2 separate regions of the Homo sapiens genome follow, and region 2 is linked to region 1. Evidence: chromatin loops called from intact Hi-C (ENCODE). Cell type or tissue: K562. All regions are shown on one strand. Links, peaks and the distances in the headings refer to the core of each region. The heading gives the core; the rest is flanking DNA.

Region 1 (12,224 bases), core at 4,471-9,470:
GGCCAACAGGAGGCAGGGGCACCCAGCCCTGCTCTCAGCACTAGCTGTAAAAAGTGCAGAACAATGGAAGCTGGTTGTAAAACTTAAGCAGATCAGACACTATAAAATACTTTGTAATGCACCATTGAGGCGACCAAATAAGAGGCTTGAATAAATTTATATTCCAATTGCTAAACATTACAGTCAATTTAAAAACCCACAAAAGTTTTGCTGAACAACTGTATAAATAATAGATCTGTCGCATTGTACAGTACCTAATAGACTGAGACATAAAACAATTGCAGCTAACTCCCTCTCACCTGTTAAATCATCTCGAAATAGATCTGCTAGCTCAACTCTCTATTTTTTTTCCTTTCAAAAAACACTGTAAGGTAATTCTCAGGTTAATGTGAATTGTATTTATTATTTATTTGCATTTTTTTCCCCTCAAAACAGAAAGCACTAGAAGCTGACAGGGCCAGAAATGTATTGTATCTGAGCCTGCCTTCCTCCCTGGAAGCTCTCCGTCCAACTTTTGGGATGTTTCTCTTCCATTGAGCTATAGTAGAATTATCAGTTGGTGGCTATTTTGTAGAAGTTGAAATCAACGTGCACACACAGTCACACAATAATACACATGCATGCACACATACCTGTATGGGTGTGTGTGCGCACACATATGTGCACAGAGAAGCAATGCAACTTAAAGAATAAGAAAGTAGGCCAAGAGCTAAAGAAAGCAAATTCTGTGTTTCTGTCATAAACATGCTGTGAGAGTGTGGGCAGACTCCCTTTCCCACTGCTTCTGGGTTCCCATCCCAAAATCATTTGATTAGCTACCGATTGCAAAACACACACTGAAACAGTACAGACATGAGGAAGAATAATCTTTCCCTCAGGTATGCATCCACATTTACAACTCAGGAGTTGAACAGCAGAGCAGAAACAAAACCCAAAAAACAACCAAACAGAAAACAATGCTTTTGCAATTCTCACAACCAACTGTAATATCGAAACAATAATTATCCCCCCTTTTCAGACACGGTAACTGGGATATAAACAGGTTAAGGAATTTGCTCAATATCATCTAGCTAATAAGTGGCAGCCCTGGGATTTTAACTCAGATTTCCCTGAGCATGCCATATAGAAGACAGCTGTAGTGCAGACAACTCAGGAACAGATAGGAAACTAACTCCCTTTTCCCGTAATCTATTTGAGGAAGATGGTTCCGAGCTGGGAAGGGGCTGCAGGTGGGTTACCTGTCTGTGTCTCCTACTCAGTATTAGAAACTCGGGTAGGGGAGCTTCATCTTTCCATTCCCGTAGCCTAGTCATAATTCTGTGTTTGGGTAAAGCAAGATTATTCTACAGAAAGAGCGTTAAATCTTGAAGAATGTGCAAGTAAAGAAGCTCGTCTGAGCCTTATGTGATATAGAATCTCTTCTATCCCTACTATTAACCGAAAAATTTCTTTGGGATTCCTTATTTCAAATCCCTGCCTTCCCCCATCCCCCATCAGAAAGGATGCATCCAGTTTATCTTCTTTAAGCCTGACCACAGAACCAGCTTATGAAATGACTGCTCTTGGATCACAAACCCCTTCCCTGGGCCAGTTCGGTGAAGGGAGGAGGAGAGGAAGGGAAGGTCTCCTCACACAGCAGGAGACACCGCCACCTGGGCGGCAGGAGCTGCAGTCAAGCAGTGGGTTTCCCTCAGAAGTGGAGAGGGGGTGTGGGAGGATGGTTGAAGTGCACAGGGTGACTTATCTAATTGAGAGGTGAAATAAGTTGCCCAGGTGTTTCAACTTACCTTCCTTACTGTGTGGATAAGGAAAGCCAGGCCCAGGAAGTCAAAAGACTTGCCCAAGGTGACCCAACTTCACTGTGGCTGAACTAGGACTAGAATGCAACTCTTGTCTCCTGGTTCAGTGCTCTATCTTCCAAAAATGAGTTAAATGCCTGAGAGGGCAAGGAAAAAAGGTCTAAGGACACTGCTCAGAAGCACGTAATCATGTGAGGAGGAAAGGTAAAGGTGGCCCAAGTGTGCCATGATGGATAAAGATGAAAGCTGGGCCAACCCCCTCCAGACTCGGCTCTGTGCTTAAAAAAAAGAAAAAAGAAGAAAAAAAAATACTGAGTGGTGGGGGTGAGGGGTTGGGTTGTGGGACAGGACATAAGTATATATGCTGGTGGCAGAGGTGGGGATAACAAACATTGCTGATGGGAATAACTGCCAAATCCAAAGTAATTGTAGCTATGTGTCCCCCAATTTACAAATCAAATACTTTCATTGATGTCATTACTAAAAAATGCTAACTTCTGCCTGTTTTCCCAGCACTTTGGGAGGCTGAGGCAGGTGGATCACCTGAAGTCAGGAGTTCAAGACCAGCCTGACCAACATGGTGAAACCTCATCTCTACTAAAAATACAAAAAATTAGCCAGGCGTGGTGTCATGCGCCTGTAATCCCAGCTACTCAGAAGGCTGAGGCAGGGGAATCGCTTGAACCAGGAATTCAGAGGTGGCGGTGAGCCGAGATCACGCCACTGCACTCCAGCCTGGGCACCTGAGCAAGACTCCATCTCAAAAAAAAAAAAAGCAAAAAAACAAAAAACAAAAACGCTAACTCCATAAAGGCTTCAAAGGCCCATTAATAGAAAATGAGAGTTGGAATCTCATCTCCTCCATGCCGCTTGGGGGCAACACCTTCATATTTGATTTATTGAGACTTCCCACCTGTGTTTGCCTCTGGAAGCTGGGAGAAGTTGCTAATCTGAAGGTCATCTTCTCTTCTTTCAATGGCTGCAGCACATTTCCAACCTGCCCAAATGCTGGACCTCTGGACATTTTCACAGATTTATTTATTTGAAGTTAACAAAACTTTCCAGTTATCTCAGGACAGGACAAGATGAACGTCAGCTACAAACACTGGCTTGTAGGTTCGGGTTGAGATCTCCCACAGGAGATGAGAGGGAGTTCTCAGCAAAGGCGGATCAAAGCTTCCACAGGCATCTCCACAGACTGAGGCAACCCAGGCCAAGATGACCTTCAGCAACCGGAAGGCCCAACATTTGGTGCCTGGCTTTTTTGCAGGTGGATGGAGCACATGCCGTGGTACAACATTCGGAAAGCCAAGATGCAGCATGCAGCCATCACTGAGGACAGGACTAGGCCAGCAAGGAGGCAGCCACCATGGGGAAGCTCAGGGAAGAACTCCAGGCCCTGGGTGGGTATCCAGCCACAACAAGCCAGGGCCCCAGGCAGAAAGAAACTCAGGGGCTCAGGTCCAAGACAGGTCCTCTTTCTACCTACGGGCTAGTTCCAGGTATGAGCCTTTCCCAAGCAGCCTCAAACTTCTTTCCTGACATCCAGAACTCTACCTGCCCACAGACTTCTCATCTAAGATGTTCCACCAGTACAATGAATGCAACATGTCAAAATGGAACTCAGCCTCCTCCCTTCAAAACAAGCTCTGTCTTCTTCGAGTCCTTCATCAGACAATAGCACCTCCATTCACCCAAGTAGGCAAATAAGAATTCTCAAAATAGCCCCAACTCCCCCCCATTCCTCACTAATTGTGCTTAATTGGTCCCAGCCCTACGACTTCAGATCCATCCCCCTCCTCCACTGTCTCCGGTCAAGTCCTCACCATCTCTTAAACTCCTGTAACAGTTTCCTAATTGGTCTCCCTGGCTCTGGCAGTCCCCTTCCAAAGCATCCTCCACACTGCCACCAGAAACCCAATCTGATCACGTCATTCTCCTACTTTGTAAACTTCAAGACAGTAAAACATGAACCACATAGCTTGGATTTGAAGGTCCTTGTACTCTTGTTCATACCATTTTCCATTCGCCAGCCTGGCAAACTCCTACTCATTTCAAACACCCAAATCAAATGTCAACTTTTCCATGAGACTGTCCCCAGTTATCTCTCCCTCCACTGCTCTTCTTGGCATAATTAATTCCATTCTCTTCTATATGCCCATTGTGTTTCTACTGCGACATTCAAAACATGGGGTTATTATTATTCATCTAGCCGTTGCCTCCTCTGTGAAACAGTAAGTCCATTGAACACAGGCATTGTTTTCTGTATACCCAGTGTTTGATGGGGTATCAATGTAGGGACTCGATCATCCTACAGGGAACAGCAGGCAACTAGGATGCTGTTCTACTCCTCAGATGAAAAGTGAATACTCCCTAGGAAACTGACGCTTTGGTAATTGCTCCTTTTGGATAAAGTTTCTAAATTTAGTATAAATTGGAAACTCAGAACCCTAAGTCAATCACTAAGAAGGATTTTTGTTTTTTACCTGAAACCCTGCTTCACAGCTGACCTGGGTTTCCTAGAAGTCCCTTTTGCACTGGGTATACAAAACAATGCCTGTCTCCAACATAGTAGGTGCTCAGTAAACATTCAATTGATTCAGCCAAGTGCCTAGTTATTAAAGGCAATAGAAGTGAGTTGATGTTGACTACTGATCTAGAACCTTTACATGCCTCTTACATGATATTGGAAATGGTCCTACAAAACAAGCAAGTATTTAGGTAAATTAGACTTAGTTTTGCTTGCCTTTCTCAGAGAATTGCACCCTGTCTACAGCCCCAGCTGACTTAAGAGGCTAGAAGCCTAACAAGCACATGAAAAAATGCTGAATATCACTAATCAGAGAAATGCAAACTAAAACCACAGTGAGATACTATCTCATACCAGTCAGAATGACTAGTATTAAAAAGTCTAAAAACAACAGATGTTGGCAACAAGGCGAAGAAAAGGGAACAGTTATACACTGTTGGTGGGAATACAAATTAGTACAACCCTTATTGGAAAGCAGTATGGTGATTTCTCAAAGAACTAAAAATAGAACTACCATTCCATCCAGCAATCCTACTACTGGGTATCTACCCAAAGGGAAAGAAATCATATCAAAAAGATACCTGTGCTCACATGTTTATCATGTTCACAATATTGTGAGCACTATTCACAATAGCAAAGACATGGAATCAACCTAAGTGTCCATCAATCACACATATGCCACGGAATACTTCTCAGCCATAAAAAAATAAATAAAATCATGCCTTTTGCAGCAACATGGGTGGAGCTAGAGACCATTATCCTCAATGAAATAACTCAGGAACAGAAAGTCAACAAATACTACATGTCCTCACATATAAGTGAAAGCTAAGTAATGAGTATACATGGATGTACAGAATGGAATAATAGACATCGGAGACTCCAAAAGGTGGGAGGGTAGGAGGGGGGTGAAAGTTGAAAAATTACCTGTTGGGTTCGACCTTCACTATTCAGATGATGGGTTCACTAAGAGCCCCGACCTCACCGCTCCACAATACAAGCATGTTAAGAAATCTGCACTTGTGCCCCCTAAATATATATATTTTAAATTTTTGTTTTAAAAAAAGCTATAGTCCAGGTTTATGCCATGTGACCCTATGCCTTTTGACAATAGCTGGTTGGACCAGAGACTGCTCGCCGACCATATGTTTTGGAAACCCATTCTCAAAAATCAAAAGACTGTATAGCATCAACACCAGCATTGACTTTCTATCGAGCCAAAGCTACAGGTAAGAAAGTTAGGACAGAGCTCATCATCATAATAAATGATGATGATGCAATAATAGCTAACATATCTAACACTGTCGACATGCCACATATTGTGCTGAATGATTTTTATCTAATTTCATCCTTACAACAAATCTGCGAAATAGCTATTTCAATGTCTTGTTAGTTCTCCTCCTGTTCCTTATTTTTAACTTAAATCAGAGTTGGTTTCCATTGCTTGCAACAAAGAACTCTGACTAGTACAATTACACTCTCCATTTCACAGATGGGACATCAAACTTAAGACAATAGAACCTTCCCAGTTCATACAGGTAGAAACAGAGAGGTATAGAAGTGAAATCTAGTCCCCCCCACCTCCAGAACCTGTGCACTTCATGATTTACTATCATTTGTACCTCCAGTTTCCATTAGGCCTTTCTGTATGCTGTTTTTGCAATATCTGTATCCTTTATTGGAGATAGCATATAAGCTATCTTTACATTGCTATATTCAAAATGAAATAAAGAAGGAAGAACCAGACAGGAGGTCATGAAAGCAGGTAGTCAAGTGACTGCAGCTGTGGGGAGAAGAATGAGGCCAAAGCTGGGAACCAAGTAGAAAGTGACTCTCCACCCTCACAGTTAGGGATCAAGTCTGTCCAGCTGCTGTGGTTCTGACAGGCCTACATAATTATGGAAAAGCAATCAGAATCTCTCCGTGTCCTCATTAGGTTGAGATGGGCAAGGAACAAATGCTCTGCTTCTCGTCTGCTCTCTGCTCGTGGAGCAGAACGTTGGTTCCTTTTTACATCCACAGCCTCCCAGACAGCATCAGGACACTGAATCCTGGGACTCCATTGTCCTACAGGAACAGCAGGAAACAAGGCTGCTGTTCTACTCCTTGGATGAAAAGTGAATGCTCCCTAGGAAACGGACACTCTGGTAATTGCTCCATTTGGATAAAGTTTCCAAATCTAGTATCTATAGATTCAGAACCCTAAGTCAACCACTAAGAAGCATTTTTGTTTTTTCACCTGAAATGCTCCTTCGCAGCTGATCTGGGTTTCCTAACAGTGCCTTTTGCATGAATGACCTCAAAGCCGCCACAGAGGGAGCCACGGTGCCAGCAGGGCTGCTCTCCTGTTTGCTAGCTTTGCTCTGCTCCTCACTAATAGAAAATCCCCAAGGATGTGGGAACCCTTGGGAGGCCTCTGAGCAAGGCTGTGCCTCAGGGCATGGGAGGAAGTCATCACTAGAGGGCCCCACTGAGCTCCCTTGCCTGCCCAGCAGGGACACCTTCAGACATGGGATTCAGGAATTCAGCCACACAGGAACACCAGAATGAGACCAGAGCTTGGACTGGAGTCATTGCTCTTGAGTTTTTCTATTATACAAACAAGCCTTAGAGGCTGAGACAAACCTTGCAAATCTTCCTCCACCCCAGGTTGAGTCCTACACCCTACCCCTGAGTCCACACCTGGTGCTGACAATCACAATACTTACCACTCTGTTTATGGAAAATATACTTGCTGCATTTTGAGGACTCTGCTACATGATTTCTATGTATTATTATTTTAATTTTTACTTTTTTAGAGACAGGGTCTCCCTCTGTCACCCAGGCTGGAGCGCAGTGGTGCAATCAGAGCTCACTGCAGCCTCCATCTCCTGGGCTCAAGCGATGCTCCCACCTCAGCATCCGAAGTAGCTAGGAATACAGGTGCACACCACCATGCCTGGCCTATTAATTCATTTAATGCTTACAACAGTCCTTTGAGGTAACTATTATTATCCCCATCTACATATGAAGAATCTGAGATTAAGAAAAATTAAGTAACTTGTCCAAGGTGATTATAGCCAATAAGGAGTGAGATTGGAAAATGAATTCAGGCTGACTCAGGAGCCTTTTTTTTTTTTTTTTTTTTTTTTTTTGCGATGGAGTTTTGCTCTTGTTGCCCAGACTGGAGTGCAATGGCAGGATCTCGGCTCACGGCAACCTCCGCCTCCCGGGTCCAAGTGATTCTCCTGCCTCAGCCTCCCGAGTAGCTGGGATTACAGGCATGTGCCACCACGTCCAGCTAATTTTGTATTTTTAGCAGAGATGGGGTTTCTCCCTGTTGGTCAGGCTGGTCTCGAACTCCCAACCTCAGGTGAACCGCCTGCCTCGGCCTCCCAAAGTGCTGGGATTACAGGCTTGAGCCACCACGCCCGGCCAGGAGCCTGACTTCTAAGCCATTAAACCATACAGGCTGCATTTGTTAGCCCATATATTTCTATTGTGCTATTACATCACCCAAGAGCTATCCCAGACATTAAGAAATTGCCCGGCCGGGCACGGTGGCTCACACCTGTAATCCCAGCACTTTGGGAGGCCAAGGCAGGCGGATCATGAGGTCAGGAGATTGAGACCATCCTGGCTAACATGGTGAAACCCCATTTCTACTAAAAATACAAAAAATTAGCTGGGTGTGTGGTGGCAGGTGCCTGTAGTCCCAGCTACTCGGGAGGCTGAGGCAGGAGAATGGCGTGAACCCGGGAGGCGGAGCTTGCAGTGAGTCGGATTGCGCCACTGCACTCTAGCCCGGGCGACAGAGCAAGACTCTCAAAAAAAGAAAAAAAGAAATTACCCTTAGGCTGGGGGTGGGGAGTAAAGAAACGAGATAGGCAATTATTATGTAAGAACAAATATGCAAAAGTATAGAAAAGTTGAGGTACATAATCCTGTCTTGTGGTCAAGGTAAACTCCCCGTGAGAAGGCCGTAGTCCGAGGAGAACAGGGGCAGCAGTATTTGAGGAAGAGGAAACAGCATGCCCCCAAGTCCCAGGGAGGAGAGGCTCACGTAGTCTGCTCAAGGACCCACGTGCAGTTCCCCAGGGCTGGAATGGAGAGGCAAGCAAGGCTGGGTAGCCAGGAGACCAGGCAGGGACCCAGAAGCCGGAGCAGGAGGAGCTGGGACTCCACACTGAGGGCAGTGAGGACCTTGGAAGGGTGGTAAGTAGGAGTGCCCTGACCAGGTTTGTACTTTAAAAACATGCCTGTGGCTTCTGTGAAAAGAATGGATTGGAGGGAGAAGAAAAACCGTGAGGAGGCTACTGGGACAATCTAGTGCGAAATGGCAGGAGCCACAGCACAGAAGTGGATGGGATGCAGACAGAGTCATGTGATAGAGACACAGAATAAACAAAATGCCTGGACTAACTGGATAAGAGAGCAACTGAGGAATCAAGGTTAGCTCCTGGTTTCAGCCTCAGATGACCGAGTGGATGGTGGTGCTGATTTTGCTGGAATAGAGTCAGAGAGGATGAGCAGAGGTAGGGGGGGTGAGTGTAGTAAGAAAGAGGCCAGGATGGAGCCCCAAGGCTGAAGTGGCTGTCAGCGACTCAGTGCACACAGTCAGAGGGCAACTGGATAGACACAGGACTTTAAACGCACAGGTGTTGGTTTTGCCTGTCTCCACTTTGATTGCTAATCATCTAGGGGCAGGGACAACCTCTCTGTTTTTGATTCTCACTGCCTAGGTCACGGGGGCCACTTATCAAATGCTGGATAGGTGAATACATGATATATGCATCTCATACATGAACAGATGGGAGGAGGAGTCCCCGGGGAGTGGAGGGGAGAGTACGGAGAGAGGGAAGGACAGGAGGAACAAACACCAGGACAACAGCAAGAGGGCATGGAAAAAAGGTAGATGGTGATGAGTCTGAAACAATTCTGATTAGTTAAAGGAATAAACTTGGTACGAGTTAGGAAGTAAGTTTTTTTCCCCAAAGTTTAAAAATTAGAAAAAGATGAAATCAAGAGACCCGATACTGGTAGAGTGTTAAAGTGACACAGTTGTGTGACAAGAATATATTTCTCTCACATATTTAGTGAAAATGTGTCAGAAAGAACAAAGCGATATCACTGGCAATAATAGAAACAGACCATTTAAATAAAGTCGCTATCAGAGCTGAGACCAGCTGCCTGTGTGCCTGTGAAATGATCCCCTCCCCCCGTGCCCAAGCTTCATTTGCCTATCAAATACTGACTCCCTTAAGGACCCGTCTAGAATGTCTCAACTCTGCAGGTTTTTGTTTGGATTGTCTCTGAAGCTATTAATACTTTCTAACAGCCAATAGTATATTCACTCCACTCATCTTTAAAAACTTTGGAAGAAGTAAGTTTTAGAAATATTAGGTTAGTGCAAAAGCAATTGCAGTTTTGCCATTAATAACAGTTCAGCGTTTGGGAAGAGATGGGAGAATGGGGATAGGAAACATGATGACCCCAGTGACACAGGGCAAGAAAGGAAGCCCACGAAGGCATGGAGTCCAGGAAGGGAGAAGAGCACAAGAGCAGGTGATGGGTTTCAGGTACAAAGAATTTAAGGCCGTCTTTTGCCCTCATTTTTATTGAGAGGAAAATTAGAGCCCAGAGATTTAGATTTGTTGTTTCTTTATTTAAAACTCTCCAAAGTGTCCCCAATGCCCTTGATATGAACTCTAGCCTTTGAGCCCTTCCCCCACAGCTCCCCATGATCTGCTTCTTGCCTCTGCTTATCCAGGGCTGAAACTAAGACCAAGCCATACTTTTGGGGCTTGGGGGAGGAGAGGGAGGTGGCTTTGGAGACTATACAAGTTTTCTATTGCTATGTAATGAATTACCACAAATTTAGCAGCTTAAAAACAACACACATTTATTATCTCACAATTTCTGTGGATCAGGAATATATTAGGATCTCACAAGCCTGCAACCAAGGTGCCAGCCAGGGTTGGGCTCTCATCTGCAGGTTCTACTGGGGAAGCATCTACTTTCCCACACTCATGGTTATTGGAAACATTCAGTTCCTTGTGGCCACAAGATTCATGGTAGCTTGCTTATTCAAAGCCAGGAACAGAGCCTCCAGCAAGAGGGATGCGTCATTCTTATTTGATCATATGTACTCTATTGCCTTTGCCATAGTCCATTGGTTACAATCAAGATAGAGGTGCTGCCTATACTCGAGAGGAAGGCATTATGCGGGAGGCGTGAACACCAGGAGATGGAGATCACAGGGGCTCCTTTAAACTCATAGTAATAAACTTCCTAAGGGTTAGGAAATAAGTTCTTTTTCCCGAACAGTTTAAAACCTAGAAAAAAATGGAATAAAGATTGATAAAATGTTGAAGTGATACAATTGTGTAACAAGAATATATTGCTCTCACATATTTAGTGAAAATGTATCAGTAAGAACAAAGCTATATCACTGGTAATAAAAGAAAGACATAATTTAAATAAAGTAGCTATCAGAGCTGAGATCAGCTGCCTGTGTGCCCACAGGGGCTACGGCCTGCAGCCTACCTGGGGCACTGAAGCTCTGGAGAGTTCTTCCCACCAGTGAGTGTTGGGTTGGAAATAAAAGATGGACAGTATCGTCTTCCAACACAAACACTAATCAAAATGCTTTAAAAATTATTTTCTCTTTCTAGAAAGTCTTTGGAGGGAAATTTATATATATATACACACATATATATATATATATATATATATATATGTGGCTTGGGGGAGGAGAGGGAGGTGGCTTTGGAGACTATACAAGTTTTCTATTACTATGTAATGAATTACCACAAATTTATATATATATATATCATATATATAAATATATATATTATATATAAAATATATATATTCTATATATATAAAATATATATATTCTATGTATATATATATAAAATATATATATTCTACGTGTATATATATATAAAATATATTCTACGTATATATATATATAAAATATATATTCTACGTATATATATATAAATATATATATTCTACGTATATATATATAAATATATATATTCTACGTATATATATATATAAATATATATATTCTACGTATATATATATATAAATATATATATTCTACGTATATATATATATAAATATATATATTCTACGTATATATATATATAAATATATATATTCTACGTATATATATATAAATATATATATTCTACGTATATATATATAAATATATATATTCTACATATATATATAAATATATATATTCTACATATATATATAAATATATATATTCTACATATATATATAAATATATATATTCTACATATATATATATATATATAGAGAGAGAGAGAGAGAGAGAGAGAGAGAGAGAGAGAGAGAGAGAGAGAGAGAGAGTGTCTTGCTCTGTTGCCCAAGTTGGAGTGCAGTAGCATGATCTCGGCTCGCTGCAACCTCTGCCTCCCAGGTTCAAGCAATTCTCCTTTCTCAGCCTCCCGAGCAGCTGGGATTACAGGTGCACACCACCACACCCAGCTAATTTTTTATTTTTAGTAGAGACGGGGTTGCACCATGTTTGCCAGGTTGGTCTTGAACTCCTGACCTCAGGTGATCCACCTGCCTCAGCCTCTCAAAGTCCTGGGATTACAGGCGTGAGCCACCACGCCCAGCCTAGGAAATTCTATATTTTTATACAAAATCTAGTATTATGCCTAGCTCACAGCATTCCCATAATATGAATTTGTGACTAAATAAACAGACTGGGTTTTGGAAGTACAGTTGTCATTAACAAAACCCATGTAGGTTCCCTGAATCCCAATGTAGTTTTTCTATGCACTTGTCCTTAACACGGAGTTTCTCTCTTTAAAGTTTTGTCAAAACTCTTATAATTGCTTTGCCCATCTCAACCTTTGGATATAAGCCTAATTTTA
Region 2 (12,224 bases), core at 4,657-9,656, 68 kb after region 1:
ACCTCTAAAGACCCCTCCAGTCTCGGGCTCAGCAGTTTGTTCAGTAAAGCAGCAGCAGCTGTGGAGGAGCTCAGACCTTATATAGGGTTAAAGGTCATCAATGCCCCTTCTTCACAATCTTGGGATATCTTTGTTCTACAATGATCTCTACCTCCATAGAAACACATGGCTGGGGTTTGGGGAAAATATTATGCATCTGATAGCAATAATTTAAGCATACACTTAGAATGACCCTGTATGGCAGATGCACCTGAATGTGTGTTTCGAGCTAGGGAATCCAGGCACCCAACCCGGAGATTTGTTCCTTGCCTATGGTAAGACCATTAACATTTAACTACAGTAAATGCAGAGTCCTTCTTTTTATTTTTTATTAAGAGGCAGCTGGCCATAATTTAATAGGGAAAGAAATGGCCATGATGTAATTATTCTCCTTGAAGACAAAACTTCATAATAACATTACTGTCATTTGTACAGGTCATCGCGAAGACCAGGCTCCTATGTGGGTTTCAGAGACGTGATTGAATTTGTGTAGCTATAAGTGCTCGCACAGGGTCAAGTATTACTCGTCTACTCATTCCATTTTCCCAATGAGTCAAGTGAAGTATAGAGGCAGAACGCACCTTGGGAAATGCGAAATGAGAAAAAGTGCCTTCAGCTGCTGCCCCACGGCAAGGTGCCTTCCATTCCTCCACCCTTCCATCCAAGCTCCCTAAGCCAAGGTCTTATTCGGCTCTGCTTGGCACTGTCTGAAACCCCTATTTCCTGCTTCTCTTGCTCTCAGAGTCCAGGTGTCAAATGGCGAAACTGTTTTGCAAGTCAGTGCGCATACAAGGAGGCAAATAGGTAGCTTTCCATTATTTAAATCTTCAGAGATAAGACACTAACTTCTTCTACCAGGGCAGTAGTTATCACAGTGTCTGTATTTATTAAACAAGCATGAATATGCTGGTCATCGTGTGGCAGGCACTGTTGTAATCACTTCACAAATATTCACTCATTAAGCCTCATAAAAGCCAACAGGAAATATGTTCTATTATGAGCCCCATTTTATAGACAAGGAAGCTGAGGCACAGAGAGGGTAAGGAATTTTCCTAAGGTCACACAGCTAGTAAGCTTAAGGCCAGTTTCAAAGTTTCAATACTTTCACCTATACACGGTAGGGTTAACGCACCTGATAGTAATAATTTAAGCATACTCTTAGAATGGACCCTGTATGGCAGATGCCACCTGAATGTGTGTTTTGAGCTAGGGAATCCAGGCATGCCCAACCCGGAGATTTATTATTTGCCTATGGTAAATATCCGAGCCCTGGGTCCATCCCGTGGAATATGGGCTGTAAAGGGCATTGAGGCCCTTAGTGTTGGGTTAAATGAAGGTTGCTAGGTAGAGGTTGTTGAGGGGAGGGTGTTAAGTGAAAATGCTACATAAACAGCATGATGTTTGCAGGTGGTAACAGTTCTCCTGGCCAGCCCACTGCCACTGGACTCTCTCTCCTGTAAATAAGCACCTAATAAAACCCCATGTCTCATTTATTGGTGCTGGGGTTCTTCTTTGGCCTCTTAAACTTGGTGCCTTCTCTTATTGAGGTTCATGGGGGTTCGAAACAACTTACCCACAAATACAAGTTTGGCTTTTACCATTCTAAATCCTCAGAACGGCAAGTCCACTCTCCACTTAAAATTAGAGGAGAGGTCCCTATTGCAGTCTCAAGAGATGTGAAAGAGATGTTTGGGCAGAACCCAAATAAGGATGTATCGTTTCCTTAGAAGCTAGGTCGGTCTTAGGCCTTTCTGTTCTGTTTGTTCCAAACAAGCAGTGACAGCAATCTCAAACTTCCCCTGTCATCTGAAGTCAGCCAGTATGCCATGTCACCATCTCCCCTTGCTTGCTAGTAACAACCAACATGGAACTGATAATAACTAAGACTGTTACCTTTCCAGTTTAACATAAACTAGAAACCTGGCCCTGCTGGGGATTGGCAGATACAGTCCATGGGATGAGACTGGTAAGAGCTGTAGGGTCAGGGAGTGTGCATCTGCCCTGGTCCCTCAGTCAGAGCCCCAGTCCCCGGCTCCTTTCCTCCGTGTGTTCTGCAGCCACAGTCCAGGCAGCTGTGGAGGCAGCAGAGCCCAGTGAGTAGAACGGAGGGAAATTCAGGGACACTGACCCTCAGCTGAGACCTCCACAAGCTGATGTAACAGACCTGTCTTCACCAAAATGTTTAACACTCCTGGAAGGATGAAAAAGTATACTTTTAGCAAATTGTAACTGTTCACCTCTTAAGTGACAAGTGATTTGAATTGCTTCACTTCTGGTTTTTTTAATATAGTCAAATTTATTAATTATGTCTCTGAATTTTCAGTTATATTTAGAAAGCCTTTATGTACATCAAGGTTAATGAGGAAATCACCCATTGCTTACATGCTATCACTTTTTACATTAAAATTTCAAACTCATTTGGAGATTTTTCTTGCATGTGGTGTGAAATATGGGTCTGATTTTATTTTATTTTCCTTTTATTTTTAGTCAGCATGTAATAATTTTGCCTATTTATGGGATACAGAGTGATTTTCCATACATGTATACAATGTGTAATAATGAAATCAGGGTAATTAGTATATTCATCACCTCGAACATTTATCATTTTTTTTATGTGCTATGGACATTCAAAATCCTCTCTTCTAGCTTTCTGAAAATATACACTAAATTGTTGCTAGCTATATTCACCCACAGTGCTACAAAACACTGGAACTTGTTCTCCCATCAGCTGTCACTTTGTGTCTGTTGACCAGTCTCTCCTCCCCTCCCCTCCTCTCCCCTCCCCACCAGCCTTCCTAGTCTCTAATAACCACAGTTCTACGCTTTACTTCTATGAGCTCAATGGTTTTCTTAGCGCTACGTATGAATATGAATATTTGGTATTTTTCTGAGCCTGACTAATTTCACTTAAAATGAGGTCCTCCAGGCTCATTCATGTTGCCACGAATGACAGGATTTCATTCTTTTTTGAGGCTGAGTAGTATTCCATTGTTTCTGTGTACACCACATTTTCTTTATCAGTTCTTCCACTGATGGACATAGGTTGCCTCCATATTTCTGCTATTGTGAATAGAGCTGCAATAAACATGGGGGTGCAGGTATCTCTTTCATAAACTGATTTACTTTCCTTTGGATAAACCCACCCAGTATTCATTTCTGTTTTTTTGTTTTGTTTTGTTTTATTTTGTTTTGAGATGGAGTCTCGCTCTGTCACCCAGGCTGGAGTGCAGTGGTGGGATCTCGGCTCACTGCAGCCTCCACCTCCCAGATTCAAGCGATTCTCCTGCCTCAGCCTCCCAAGTAAGTGGGACTACAGGCACCCGCCACCATGCCTGGCTAATTTTTGTATTTTTAGTAGAGACGGGGTTTCACTGTGTTGGCCAGGCTGGTCTCGAACTCCTGACCTTGTGATCTGCCCGCCTTGGCCTCCCAAAGTGCTGGGATTACAGGTGTGAGCCACTGCACCCAGCCTCATTTCTGTTTTTGACAGACCAAAAGAGGGAAAGGGCTCCTATGTGATCTGGAGGGGATGGAATGGGTTCCTATACCTGAACCTAACCCCGGTGCTGAATGACTCTAGAGTCGATGAATAAATATACTAGCCCTTCAGTGAATAATAACAGAAATTCAAGTCAGGTACTGCCTTCAGGTCCTGCAGGATACTTTAGGGGCAGACAGGATTCTTGAAACTTCTTATACTATGCCAGGCAAAGCACATCGGCTCTACTGCTTATATTCCTAGAAAAGGAATGCCTGCCATTGCCTGCTCTGCCCACATCCCCTTCTGAGAGAAACAGCTCTAAACAGCCATATAGGATAGGATACCCCATGATTTTACCCCATCCCCTCCATCTACAGCACTTGTGAACATGTGGCCAGAGGTCAGGCAGTCCATCCAGACTTCTGGTCTGGCTCATGAAGATGAACTTTGTATGGCTGGGTGCAGTGGCTCACACCTGTAATCCCAGCACGTTGGGAGGCCGAAGCAGGTGGATCATGAGGTCAGGAGTTCGAGACCAGCCTGGCCAACATGGTGAAACCCCGTCTCTACATAAATACAAAAAAAAAGTGAGCTGGGCGTGGTGGCACGTGCCTGTAATCCCAGCTACTCGGGAGGCTGAGGCAGGAGAATTGCTTGAACTGGGACCCGGGACGCAGAGGTTGCAGTGAGCCAAGATCACGCCACTGCACTCCAGCCTGGGCTACAGAGCGAGACTCTGTCTCAAAAAAAAAAAAAAAAAAGATGAACTTTGTAAATCATATTTTTTTCTTGAGAATTGGAAAACTGAAGGCAGCTGGAATAGCTAGAAAGTCACGTGGGGCCCCAGGGTCCAAAAGAAACTGAGCAGCTGAGAAGAGCGGGGCGGCAGAGAGAGTCAGATGGCTGCCCTGAGAGTTTCCTCAGTCCTAACTGTTCTCTTGGCTTCCAGTTCTAGTCCAGTGTGGCTTTGGTCCCTGTTCTAGATGTCCATGACATTTCCTCTTGAACCCAGTCACTAGGAGAGCACCACCAGAGGACAAGCATGGTGGCCCACCAAGTAACAGCAGAACATGGAATAAAACTTTGACCTCCAAACCAAAACTGATGTGTCTGTCCCAAAAACCAGGTGTGATCATGAATATACTTAACAACTAGGTGGCACAGGCCCCACTGATCAGAATGGAGGTCTGCCCTGTTGCAGGCCGGTAGTGAAAGTGCAGGTGCATCCTGGCTGCCTGCTCAAGTCAGGAACATCATGGCACTTGGAGGAAGGCCATTGAGAACAGCTTCATGTCCATCTCTGAATGAGACAATGCTGCAAACACTCACCATAAATTATCAAGTGCAATACAATCTTCAAATTGCTCCCACCCAGGCTTGGCTCCTCAAACCTCACTCCTGGTGGATGATGCCTGAAAGGAACATGACAGAGCCTTCTGACAGACAAGGAAATGACCCTGGTCTGCCACACAAACCAATCCTTAGGTGGAACCAAAGTAGTCATTTCAAATTGTGGTTCCTTTATATCCACCTGAGTTAGAATGGGCCAGGGTGTGGCCATCAGAGGGAGGTGGGATCTTTCTGAAGCCCTTGGAGGAGACTTTATAGGTCTTTGTAGAGAAGGAAATGCAGTGCAGATCACCATGGTGAAAAGCCGAGACATTCCCTTCTATGACTCATTCCTTCCAGCAGGCCCTGTTGAGCGGTTATGCCCTGCCAGTGATGTCCACACGTCTTAGTTTGCACATTCCCAGTGAGGTTCATACAAGCAGGTACCCACTGCATAATGTTAAGGTTGACATCTAGATTTTTCACTTTAAGCTTGAATAGCTACAAGGAATACGACTTCCAGTATATAGTAAACATCACCATTTTAAAATAAAACTGTTTCATTACTCTCTTAAATGTAAAACCTGGATAGTGAGATAGACCATGGGCAGGTGAGATGGAAGCAACATTAGGATGGAAATCCTTTTTAAGGAGCTGAGATCTAAATGGCCCATCATCATCCATGGAAAGTAGAAAAGGGAGGAACACTTTAGGCAGAGGGAAGAAGTGCAAGCCCTGAGGCAGAAACAACCTTGACTTGTTTGAAGAAGAGGAAAATGGCAGTGTCAGGAACATAGCAAATAGGGGAAAGCCTAGTAGGAGAAAGGCTGTGAGGAGCAGGCAGGGCTGGATCATGTGAACTCTGGAGGCCATCTGTGTCGACTGTTTTCCCTTTGCCTCTCCACATTCTCTATCCTTATGGCCCTACTCTGAGCCACGGGAGCTCGACCTGCACAGGCTATGTCAACAGACTCCATTGACTGCTAACTTCTAGATGTGTTTAGCCCGGGATGTGCTCCTGCAGGTCTGAAGTGGGAAAAGGGGAAGGCCGCGGTGTTTATTCCCTTCATTCTCTTCTTGCGGGCCTCTCTGTTTCTGGGTACTGATTTCTTCCCATACCCCGCACCCTTTCCTGCCTCTGAGTGGTGGTACCACCTGCTGTTGCAGCCTAGGGCACGGCACTAGGGTTTCCCTAGACCCTCCCCACCTTGTGGTTTTCCTATACCCTCCCTACTGTGGTAAAATGTGCCTGTATTTAACTGTCCTCCAATTATCCTAATTCATGTGTGTCTCCTGGGATCTGTTGCTACACCATGATGAGGTGTGTAATTTTGTTAGTAGTATTCTTAAGTCATTTGGTAATAATCTTTCATCCTGTGAAGCTACAACATGGATTTTTTTAAACTCTTGTTTCCAAGTGCCTAATACAGTGTTATAGGAAATGCTTAGTGACTGCATACACCATGCACAACAGAGCCAAGTGTACTTGAGAGACAACTGGTCCGTTGAGAACAAAATGCATTTGGAGGCCATGAAGTTCAAGTTGAGAGCAGCATTCCCATGCACACCTCTCTCTGGGGAATGCAGCCAGTCCCTGCAAACCCCATTCCCCTCTCCAGGTTAAAAAGTTCCTCTTCACCCTGATGTTAGTTTGAAAAGTTTCGGCCATAACCATATTTAGTTATATTTAGGGAGAGGGGAGTGGTGGGTCAAAGGCTTAAAAAAAAACCCAAGAATGTATATATACTTAAGTAGCTAACAGTTTACTCCTAACATGCTTGTCTGGGAAAGCCTCTACTGGAGATCACGTGACAACAAAACAAAACACCCTTTCTCTTCATTTGGGTGGACAACTGGTTTAGTTTGATTAAATCTCAAACCAAGAATCATCATGTAAACTCATGGCTTAGTTGTCACACTGTGGAAGCCTTAAGCAGCTACAAAACTGCTGCTGATAGGAGACTAGTCCACACTCATCACTGCAAGTCACAGCTGTCTTGTTGTTTTTTAAGCGGGTTTCCTTCATCAAGATAATATAAATTTATGATAAAATGAAATTTACAGACAGCCCAGAGAGGAAGCAGGAGGTAAGAGTGAATTGCCTGGTTAAAAACAGGAACATGTGCAGAGGAGAAAGTTTCCCTGCTCTTGGAAGCCAAGCCAGGTTCCCAGTACCCTGACCAGCTGCTCCCATTTGGAAAAACCCTGGCACAAGATACCATACCAGACGTTCTGCACATGCCTCCTGAGAAAGCCAGAGAAGGCTGAGAAGTATATGGGCCCATGAAAATAAGAAGCAAAGAGGAAAGGGTGTAGAAGTTGGTTAAAAATAAAACTTATCAGATGAGAATTAGGTCCTGAGAATGTTATCTCTCCCCACAGGAGGGTGGAAAAGAAAATAGGCATGTCAAGGAGAACACAGGCCACAGGATGAATAAGCATAAAAATAGGAGGAAATGATCAAGCAAACATGCCAAACAGCCAGAGGACGCCTCTCATCCTAGAAGTGCTGACTTTCCAGGATTGCTCGCCTTCCCTCACCTACTCCCCCAAGAGAATGAGTCAAGGCCAAAAACCCTGGCCAAGGAACTGTTTCCCGGAAAGAGAGACTTTTTTTCCTCTATACCTTTTTGGACTATTTCCATTTTTCCCCCATGTGCCTAGATTACCTTTTAAAAAAAAAAAAGTAAATGTTTATGGAAACAGTTATTGGAATATTCCTACTCCCAGCATTTTATGACAAGTAGGCTAGTCCCCTAGAGAATCTGGAAACTCCAGATAGTTGGTGAACACTTAAATCCTCCCCCAGCTGCTCCCTACTGCTCCCCTTGTCCACACCCAGCCCTGGCTGCAGCCCTGAAGTGAAGAGGCTTGCTGGGAACCCCCATGCTCCATCCCTGTAGCTTTTCAGAGATCTGTGAACTTGATCTACTCCCTAAGCTCACTTCAAAACATGCACCCAGTCATAAGGGATATGCGGTTTCCCTCAAATAAAAGGCACAAAACAAAGACTACAAGCATACCTCATTTCACTGTGCTCCACTTTCTTCTGCTTCATAGATATTTTTTCTAGCAACTCTGCATTAAGAAGACTACTGGAACCATTTTTCCACAGCACATGCTCACTTCGTGTCTCTGTCACATTTTTGGTAATTCTTGCAGTATTTCAAACTTTTTCATTATTATATTATCTGTTATGGTGATCTGTGACCAGCGATCTTTGATGTAAACTATTGTAATTATTTCGGGGTCCCAAAAACTGTGCCCATATAAGATGATGAACTTAATTGATAAATTTGGTTTGTGTTCCAACTGCTTCACCAACTGGCTTTTGCCCTCTCTTGGCCTCCCTATTCCCTAAGACACAACAATCTTGCAATTAGGCCAATTAATAATCCTACAATGACCTCTAAGGGTTCAAGTGAAAGGAACAGTCACACATCTCCAACTTTAGGTCAAAAGTTAGTTGGTGAGGAAGGTATGTCGAAAGTTGGTGAGGAAAGTATGTCGAAAGCTAAGATAAGCCAAAAGCTAGGCCTCTTGCACCAGTTAGCCAACTCGTGAATGCAAAGGAAAAAGTCCTGGAAGAAAACTAAAAGTGCTACTCCTGTGAACAAATAAGCAAGTGAAAACAGCCTATGGTTGATATGGAGAAAGTTTGAGTGGGTTGGATAGAAGACCAAGCCAGCTACAACATTCCCTTTAGCCAAAGCCTAATCCAGAGCCAGCCTCTTTCAATTCTATAAAGGCAGAGAGAGGTGAGGAAGCTACAGAAGAAAAGTTGGAAGCTAATAGAGGTTGGTTCATGGGGTTTAAGTTAAGAAGCCATCTCTATAACATAAAAGTGCAGAGTGGAGCAGCAAGTGTTGATGTTGAAGCTGCAGCAAGTTCTCCAGAAGATCTATCTAAGATCATTGATAAAGGTGACTACACTAAACAACAGTGTAGATCAAACAGCCTTCTGTTGGAAGAAGATGCCATGTACGACTTTCACAGCTAGAGAAAAGTAGTCCACCCGATTTCAAAGCTTCAAGGGACAGGCTGACTCTCTTGTTTGGAGCTAATGCAGTTGCTGACTTTAAGTTGAAGCCAATGCTCATTTGCCATTCTGAAAATCCTAATGCCTTTAAGAATGATGCTAAATCTACTCTGCCTGTGTTCTATAAATGGAACAAAGCCTGGATGACAGCACACATGTTTATACCATGGTTTATTAAATATGTTAAGCCTACAGTTGAAACCTATTTCTCAGAAAAAAAGATTTCTTTCAAAATATTACTCCTCATTGACAATGCACCTGGTCACCTAAGAGCTCTGACGGAGGTGCACAGAGATTAATGTTGTCTTCATGCCTGCTAACACAACTTCCATTCTACAGTACATGGATCAAGGAATAATTTTGACTTTCAAGTCATATTTAAGAAATACATCTCATAAGGCCATAGCCGCCATAGTGATTCTTCTGATGAATGTGAGCCAAGTAAATTGAAAACCTTCTGGAAAGAATTCACCATTCAAGATGCCATTAAAAACACTGATTTGTGGAAGGAGGTCAAAATATCAACATTAACAGGAGTTTGGAAGAAGTTGATTGCAATACTCATGGACATCGTTGAGAGGTTTAAGACTCCAGTGGAGAAGGAAGTGCAGATGCAGTGGAAACAGCAAGAGAACTCGAATCAGAAGTGGAGACTGAAGTTGAGACTGAATTGCTGCAATCTCATGATAAAACTTGAACAGATAAGTTGCTTTTCATGGATGAGCAAAGAAAGTGGTTTCTTGAGATAGAGTCTGCTTCTGGTGAAGATTCTTTGCATTAGCTGCATTAGCTCCTAACAAGAGAGCCAGCCTGTCCCTTGAAGTCTTGAAATTGGGCATGGACTACTTTTCTCTAGCTGTGAAATGACAAATAAGAACTCAGAATATTATGTAAATTTATTTTATTTCTTGTAGAGACGAGGTCTCATCATCTTGCCTAGGCTAATCTTGAACCCCTGGGCTCAAGCAATCCCTCTGCTTCGGCTTACCAAAGTGCTGGGATTACAGGTGTGAACCACTGCATCCAGTCTATTATGTAATTTAGTTGATAAAGCAGCAGCAGATTTGAGAGGATTGACTCCAGTTTTGAAAGAAGTTCTACCATAAGTAAAAGGCTATCAAGGCCAGGCGCAGTGGCTCACACCTGTAATCCCAGCACTTTGGGAGGCCAAGGCGGACAGATCACGAAGTCAGGAGTTAGTGACCAGCTTGGCCAACATGGTGAAACCCCATCTCTACTAAAAATACAAAAATTAGCTGGGTGTAGTGGCACACGCCTGTAATCCCAGCTACTCAGGAGGCTGAGGCAGGAGAATTGCTTGAGCCCGGGAGACGGAGGTTGCAATGAGCTGAGATTGTGCCACTGCACTCCAGCCTGGCCAATAGACTGAGACTCTGTCTCCAAAAAAAAAAAAAAAAGGCTATCAAATAGCATTGCATGCCACAGAGAAATCTTTCATGAAAAGACGAGTCAATTAATATGGCAAATTTCACTGTTGTCTTATTTTTAAAATTGCCACAACCACCACAATCTTTAGCAACCACCACCCTGATCAGCCAGCAGCTATCCACATGGAGGAACGACCCTCTACTAGCAAAAAGATTATGACTTGCTGAAGGCTCAGATGATCATTAGCATTTTTTAGCAATAAGGTGTTTTTAATTAAAGTATGTGCATTGTTTTTTCAGGCATAATGCTATTGCATATAGATCCCATTGCATGCTGAATACACACCGTATAGTATAAACATAACTTTTATATGTACTGGGAAACCAAAAAAAATTGTGTGACTCACTTTAGTAATTTTCGCTTTACTGTGGTGGTCTGGAACCAAACCTACAATACCTCTGGGGTATGGACCTGTTAAATTAATTTTTAATGACCTAGTGTTTAGCCACTCCTAAAATAATGAATTTCACTCAACTGCTCTTAAATCTTCTTGCAAAATTATGACAATAAAATACAACAGCCATTGTCTGTTTCTCTCACTTTTAAAAAAGAATCACAGCCGGGCGCAGTGGCTCACGACTGTAATCCTAGCACTTAGGGAGGCTGAGGCGGGTGGATCACGAGGTCAAGAGTTCGAGACCAGCCTGATCAACATGGTGAAACCCTGTCTCTACTAAAAATACAAAAATTAGCCAGGCGTGGTAGTGCGCACCTGTAATCCTAGCTGCTCAGGAGGCTGAATCAGGAAAATTGCTTGAACATGAGAAGCGGAGGTTGCAGTGAGCCAAGATCGCACCACTGCATCCCAGCCTGGGCAACAGAGCGAGACTCCATCTCAAAAAAAGAAAAAAAGAATCACAAAATGGCCTTTATTTTCTGAAAAATTTCAGCCCTCGGGAGCATAAGTACTTCTGGAAAAGCTGACTTTTCTATATGCTGTTTTTCAAATAAGCAAGATCCAAGAAAAAAATGTGGTTTTTCAATACTCAGTTTTTCATGGTATTTAAGTAAGGCAAAGAGCTGTGTTTTAAAGAAATTAAAATAGCATCTTTCTACAGGCTACCATAAAAAAATAGGTAGACATGGCTCAAATGGCTTTAATTAAAAATGTTTATCTCTACTTAATGTCCCTCAGAGGTGACAAAAGTAGGCCATTTAATTTATTCGATGGAGAATTATAATAGAACTCCACTGACATCTCAGCTCTACCTTAAGTCCAAGCTGGGAAGTTATGTGTATCAAAAAGAAAGGAAATCTGTTTCCTTTGCTCCCCCCAAGTGCATCTGACACAAGGACATGAGGGCTGAAGCTTGCACATTGTCCAACTGTCCCAGTGTGCTGTGGCCTAATGGAAGGTCTCCAAATTGCACCCAGGAAATCTCAAGTTTGTTTTCTCTTCCAGATGGCCTACACTGCTTAACTCTGATACGTGAGTGAGAACACGCTTCATGCAACTCATGCTCAGCATTAGCCCAAGAGGCCAATGCTGGATGTAAACCCAAAGTTCCTCCATGATCTCTGAGGCATATGGGAAAGATCCCATTGCAAAGTCAGGAGACAATCCAACTGATGTTTTCTGCTTGTGTGGTTTTTATGGAATAACTGACTCTTTCAGGATGGCCTGACACCCTTGTTCATAACCACAACATTCAATAAAAATATCAAGCAGCAAGCATTTAAAACTCCCCCTCTCCCAACTCCACTCATTCTTGCTCTGTTGGCAGGAAGGAGATTCCAAAGACAACAAATGCTGAGGAGCTGGAAGTCTTGTGTCAAATCCTAGTGTACTACTCCATCACTGCGTAACCTTGGACAAGCCACCTAACCATTCTGAGTACATTTCCTCAGCTGTGAAAGAGGAAGAGCTGACTCACAGTGGTAGCAAAG

What was found. Peaks named below come from ENCODE experiments on the same cell type or tissue, not always from the same donor. Only the 100,000 strongest peaks of a DNase experiment are listed, where the experiment ranks them.
Region 2: a loop joins it to region 1, with 2.6 times the contacts of the local background. A loop is called at or near these places in 9 of 110 quality-filtered maps.

What each region holds. Positions count from the first base shown.
Region 1 is chr14:33,842,607-33,854,830 of GRCh38, forward strand. No RefSeq gene overlaps it. Among named protein-coding and RNA genes, the nearest start is that of EGLN3, 100 kb to the right of the region's middle. In K562, for the core only: a CTCF peak has its summit at 6,780 (motif pointing right); a DNase peak (open chromatin) is centred at 6,785.
Region 2 is chr14:33,910,123-33,922,346 of GRCh38, forward strand. No RefSeq gene overlaps it. Among named protein-coding and RNA genes, the nearest start is that of EGLN3, 35 kb to the right of the region's middle. RefSeq lists an enhancer at 7,152-7,296 and a cis regulatory region at 7,215-7,222. In K562, for the core only: no CTCF peak of the experiment used is centred there; DNase peaks (open chromatin) are centred at 5,189, 6,799, 7,279 and 7,709.